Linked DNA regions of Homo sapiens: region 2 is linked to region 1. Evidence: chromatin loops called from intact Hi-C (ENCODE). Cell type or tissue: mammary epithelial cell. All regions are shown on one strand. Links, peaks and the distances in the headings refer to the core of each region. The heading gives the core; the rest is flanking DNA.

Region 1 (2,806 bases), core at 87-2,586:
AGTCCTGATGCATTTACATGAGTCAAGGCACGAAGTTTTTATGCTTTTATGAATGCAGATGATACTAGCAAGTCAGCTTGTTCATTTGCCTTAGTTAAAGGCCCTGGTAAATTAGTATGTGTTCGAATATGAGTAATATAAAATGGGAAATTTCTTTTTCTTACAGTTTGTTGTAACGAATTAAACAGCTGATTTAACTGATCATCCATACTATATTTGATTAGGGCTGTCTCAACATCCTTTGTAGCCTGTACTACATATGCAGAATCTGAAACAATGTTAATAGGCTGATTAAAACCTTGTAACACTGAAATGACAGCAACCAACTCTGCTCTTTGAGCTGAGTGATATTGAGTTTCAATGACTTGTTCTTTTGGCCCAGTTTAAGCCACTTTTCCATTGCTGGAACAATCAGTAAACGCCATCAGAGCATTTTCTAAAGGTTTATATCTGGTAATTTTAGGTAAAATCCAAGTAATCAATTTTAAGAACTGGAAGATTTTTGTTTTTGGGTAATGATTGTCAATAATTCCCACAAAATCAGCAAGACCAATCTGGCATGCAGCAGAATTGATAAAAGCTTGTCTAACCTGTTCCTTGTTTAAAGGAACAATGATTTTATCTGGGTCACTTCCACACAATTTTACTATATGTAGTCTTGCCTGACCAATTAATGTAGCCATTTGATCTAAGTACAATGTAAAAGTCTTAGTTGTACTGTGAGGAAGGAATGACCACTCTGCAAGATCAGTATTTTGAACAATAATGCCTGTTGGAGAATGTGCAGTAGCAAAAATCAAAAGTTGGAGTGGGGCTAAATGATCTATTCTATTTACTTGTGCTGACCGAATTTTTTCTTCAACTAATTCAATTTCTTTAGTTGCTTCTGGAGTTAATGGTTTTTTACTGTTTAAGTCTGGATCCCCTCTCAAGATAGAAAACAAATTTGACATGGCATAAGTAGGGATGCCTAGAGTTGGCCGAATCCAATTAATATGTCTTAGCAATTTTTGAAAGTCATTTAATGTTTTTTAATGTGTCTTTTCTTATTTTTATTTTTTGTGGTTTAATTTTCCTTTCCTCTACCTGCATTCCCAAATAATGGAAAGGAGTAGAGGTCTGAATCTTATCAGATGCTATTGTCAGTCCTGCGTTTGCAACATCTGTCTGCAGAAATGTGTAACAGTCAATTAATTTGTCTCTTGTTTCTGCAGCACACAAAATATCATCAACATAATGAATGACATAACAATCTGAAAACTTGTCTCTAACTGGTTGAAGAACTTGAGCTACAAAAGTCTGACAAATAGTTGGACTGAGGCAACACTTTCCACTAAAACCTGGCTGGTTCTTTATTATTTACGGCTGGTATAGTAAAAGCAAATTTTTCAAAATCCTGTTTTGCCAGAGGAATGGTAAAAAAGCAGTCCTTCAGATCAATTATAATTAAAGGCCAGTCTTTGGGGATCATGGCCAGAGAGGGCATCCCGGGTTGGAGAGCACCCATGGGTTGTATTATGGCATTAACAGCTCTTAAGTCAGTCAGCATGCGCCATCTGCCTGATTTTTTCTGAATTACAAACACAGGAGAATTCTAAAGAGAGAAAGTGGGTGAAACATGTCCTTTTTTAAATAGTTTTTTAACTATTTTATGTAGCGCCCCCAACTTTTCCTTAGAGAGTGGCCACTGTTTGACCCATACAGGACACTGCAGGGCGAGTCTGAATTGCTCCTTCACTGTAGTGAACTGTAGGTTGGGCAATAATGAGTGCCACGAGCCAAGTCGCAGTGTGCCTAGTTTCAGGCTGCCTCCCCCAGCACTCACTCGGCTGAGGAGGAGGTGGCCATTGTGGTTGTAGCCCCAATGGCCCCAATGATTCTGGACTTTTTCCTTTTAATTTTAATGTTTCAGGATATATTACCTCCTGTAATTGATTGTAGTCAACACTTTGCGTTGACTGAGCCATTACCGGCTCTGCTACATATTTACAATGTGAACTTTCCGTTCCTTTCTTGAACTCTGTCTCTGCCTCTTCTTCACAATCTATCACACAGCTTTCAGGGGCATCAGAAACTGAAATGCTATCTTCTTCTATTTGAAATGGTTCTAAAGTTGCTTTAATAATGGCCCAATCATTCCATACTGTAAGTGGGATGATTTTACCTTCCCTACTTGCTTGTTTTAATTCCTTGCCAATTTTTTCCCAATCTTTTAAATCTAAAGTTCCTTGTTCTGGAAACCATGGGCAGAATTGTTCTATTGTTTGAAATAGCGTAATTAGATTTTCTGTAGAAGCTTTAACTCCCCCTCTTCTTAAGAGAATTTTAATGAAGCTGAGATAAGAGGCATATTTACTTTCAGTTTGCCCCATTGTTACCCTGGATTCCTCCGAGCGCACAAGCATACTGCAAGGCTGACCGTGGACGTACTCGGGAATCTCTCATCAGCTGTCCTCAATACTCACGTTCTCAGCATAACTTCACCCTGGAGAAAGGCCCCATATTGGGCGTCAGATGAAGGGGTGGCCTGCCCCTCCATACCTGTGGGATATCTCGTCAGGTGGGATGAGAGACTGAGAAAAGAAATAAGACACAGAGACAAAGTGTAGAGAAACAACAGTGGGCCCAGGAGACCGGCATGCAGCATATCAAGGACCTGCACCAGTACCGGTCTCTGAGTTTCCTCACTTTTTATTGATTATTATTTTTATTATCTCAGCAAGAGGAATGCAGTAGGAGAGCAGGGTGATAATAAGGAGAAGTTCAGCAAAAAACATGAGCAAAAGAATCTGTCATAATTAAGTTC
Region 2 (2,806 bases), core at 194-2,693, 140 kb before region 1:
CGGCCTCCCAAAGTGCTAGGATTACAGGCACCCACCACCATACCCAGCTAACTTTTGTATTTTTAGTAGAGATGGGGTTTCACTGTGTTGGCCAGGCTGGTCTCAAACTCCTGACCTCGTGATCCGCCCACCTCGGCCTCCCAAAGTGCTGGGATTAAAAGCGTGAGCCACTGCACCCAGCCTATCTTTTTTTCTTTTTGAGAGAGGGTTTCACTATGTTGTCCAAGCTGGAGTGCAGTGGCAAAATCATGGCTCACTGCAGCTTTGACCTGCCAAGCTTCAAACAATCCCCCAACCTCAGCCTCCTGAGTAGCTGGGACCACAGGCATATGCCACCAGGCCCAGCTACTTTTTTTTGTTTGTTTTGGTATAGATGGAGGTCTCCTTATTTTGCCCAAGCTGGTCTCGAACTCCTGGACTCAAAGTATCCTCCCCAGCCTCACCGTCCCAAAGTGCTGGGATTACAGACGTGAGCCACCATGCCCAGCCCTTTATTATAATCTTATTAGGAAGATACTACAGGCATCCATAATCTGAAAACCTCAAATTAGAGCACGGTGGCTCATGCCTGTAATCCCAGCACTTTGGGAGGCCAAAGAGGGCAAGTCACCTGAGGTCAGGAGTTCGAGACCAGCCTGGCCAACATAGCGAAAGCTCGTCTCTACCAAACAGAACAAAACAACAAAATAAAACAAAACAAAACAAAAATTAGCCGGGCGTGGGACAGATGCCTGTAATCCCAGCTACTCGGGAAGCTGAGGCAGGAGGATTGCTTAAACCCAGGAGGCAGATGCTGCAGTAAGCCGAGATTGCGCCACTGCACTCCAGCCTGGGCAACAGAGCTAGACTGTCTCAAAAAAAAAAAAAAAAAAAAAAAAAAATTAAAAAATTAAAAAAAATCTGGAATGTGTCAAAATCTCTAACTATAGCTCAAAGGAAATGCTCACTGGAACATTTTGGATTTATGCTAAACTGGTAAGTATACTGCAACTATTCCAAAATATGAAAAAAAAATCTGAAACCCAAAACACTTCTGGTCCCAAGCATTTCAGATAAGGGATACTCAACCTGTACCATTATCCCCATTTTACAGATGAGAAATCAGAGGCAGAGTTGTTTAATAACGTACCCAAGGTCACACAGTTGATTGGATACAAAATTTGAACCAAGGCAGTCTGACTTCAAATCTGCATTCTTAACTATTATTCTATCATCAATAGGAGGCAGAAATAAAGTACCATCTAGTCCTTTTGTTTCCAATTTCAGGAAAGGAGCTGGTAATCATTCCCAAACTTCCTCAAGAAGCAGAAAATACTGTTGACATCCAAAAACACTGCCTAAGATACGTATTTATGAGCAAAAATGACTGGAAGAGAAATACATACCATGTTGTGACTGGAAGAGAAATACATACCATGTTGTGAGAGAGCCTGTTCCAGGGGGGACACCACATTAGAAGGAGGTTTCAGCCGAATAACATTGTTGGTGACGGAGAATGCCAGTTTCACTGTCTTGATCAGCAGCTGGCCCTGCCCCTGGCCCTCTGCCCCATCACTAGGGTGCCAAATGGAAACCAAAGATGATTCAGACAGTATGACTTCATTCGCAATATATGTGCTCTCATGAATTAGATTCCAACAATAATCCCAGAGTTCAACAGCTTCTGTTAGAGGCCCCAGTCCAAACTAGGAGAGAGGAGGAGTAATCAACTCCCTTTGCTATACGCCAATCTATACAGCAGCCACTAGGGTATGTAAAGGCTATGTCCTAGGAAGAACAATGTCGTCTTCTAAAAGCTACTGCAAGTTAACTTAAACTGGAGTTATTAGTAACATGCAGGCACAATAAAGACAGACAAAGGGAACGTGGAGAAGGAGCCCTACCTTCGAGGCTGAGCAGCCATCACCATGTCAATGGTGTCCACGCCAATGCCCATGATATTGATAACTGTCTGTCCTGCTTCTGTGTATGCCAGGCTGCAGATGCAGAGAAACTGCAGGCTGGGAGTATGACTGGAAGACAGAGGTATTCTGAGTTACCAGGGAGCCACTCAGTGTATCTTGGAAGGAAGGGCATTGTCCAATTAGGCTAGGGTGGCTAACCTAACCTACTGGACACTGGAGACCAGCTCTCTGCAAGCTGAAGGCACTCTGATCACTTTCCTGAAACAGACTTGATCACCTAAAGATCACCCTGAGAAGCAATCTAAATGTCCATCAAGTAACAGATACAGCTACTGAAAAGGATCATAATTAATCCATATGATGGAATGCATAGAACCATTAAAATAAGACATCTATAAGCAGTAGCATGGAAAGAAAGTTACAGTCAATACAGAAAGAGGAAAAAACCAAGAATACATAGTAACTGGCCCTGGGATGCAGATATATATGAAGAGTGTCTCGTCAGGAATGAACTTTTGTAACGATCATAAAGAATGATTAATATATTAGTGTATGTATACACATACACACACACACACACACACACACACACACACACACACACACACTCTCTCTCTCTCTCTCTCTCTCTCATTCCTACTTCTCTGTCCACAGTGAGAAATGATAAACAGGCCAATGGAAAGCAACTAACAACCTCAAGATTACTGAGTTCTGGGCTCAAGCAAGGTAAATTCTCTGGAAGAACTGAGACGGCTTTGCACAGCAAAAGCCCGTGTCTTGCCTTGGCGAGCACCAAGCTCTAGTAATCAACCCTTCATTACCTGCTGTGCAGGTCTGTCTCGTGGCACAGGTTCAGTATCGCATGAATCAGCTCCAAGATCAGGCAACCTGGACTCCAGAAA

What was found. Hi-C counts contacts between places; a loop is a spot of excess contacts. Peaks named below come from ENCODE experiments on the same cell type or tissue, not always from the same donor. Only the 100,000 strongest peaks of a DNase experiment are listed, where the experiment ranks them.
Region 2: a loop joins it to region 1, with 4 times the contacts of the local background. A loop is called at or near these places in 2 of 110 quality-filtered maps.

Annotation. Positions count from the first base shown.
Region 1 is chr9:128,850,948-128,853,753 of GRCh38, reverse strand. The region is part of intron 1 of KYAT1-SPOUT1 (KYAT1-SPOUT1 readthrough); the gene reads left to right. All of the region lies in intron 1 of KYAT1 (kynurenine aminotransferase 1), which reads left to right. Among named protein-coding and RNA genes, the nearest start is that of SPOUT1, 23 kb to the right of the region's middle. In mammary epithelial cell, for the core only: a CTCF peak has its summit at 1,538; no DNase peak of the experiment used is centred there.
Region 2 is chr9:128,986,795-128,989,600 of GRCh38, reverse strand. It overlaps NUP188 (nucleoporin 188), which reads right to left. Exons shown (of 44, transcript NM_015354.3): 22 at 2,726-2,792; 23 at 1,884-2,012; 24 at 1,415-1,554. Among named protein-coding and RNA genes, the nearest start is that of SH3GLB2, 40 kb to the left of the region's middle. In mammary epithelial cell, for the core only: no CTCF peak of the experiment used is centred there; a DNase peak (open chromatin) is centred at 1,580; H3K27ac peaks cover 1,521 bases.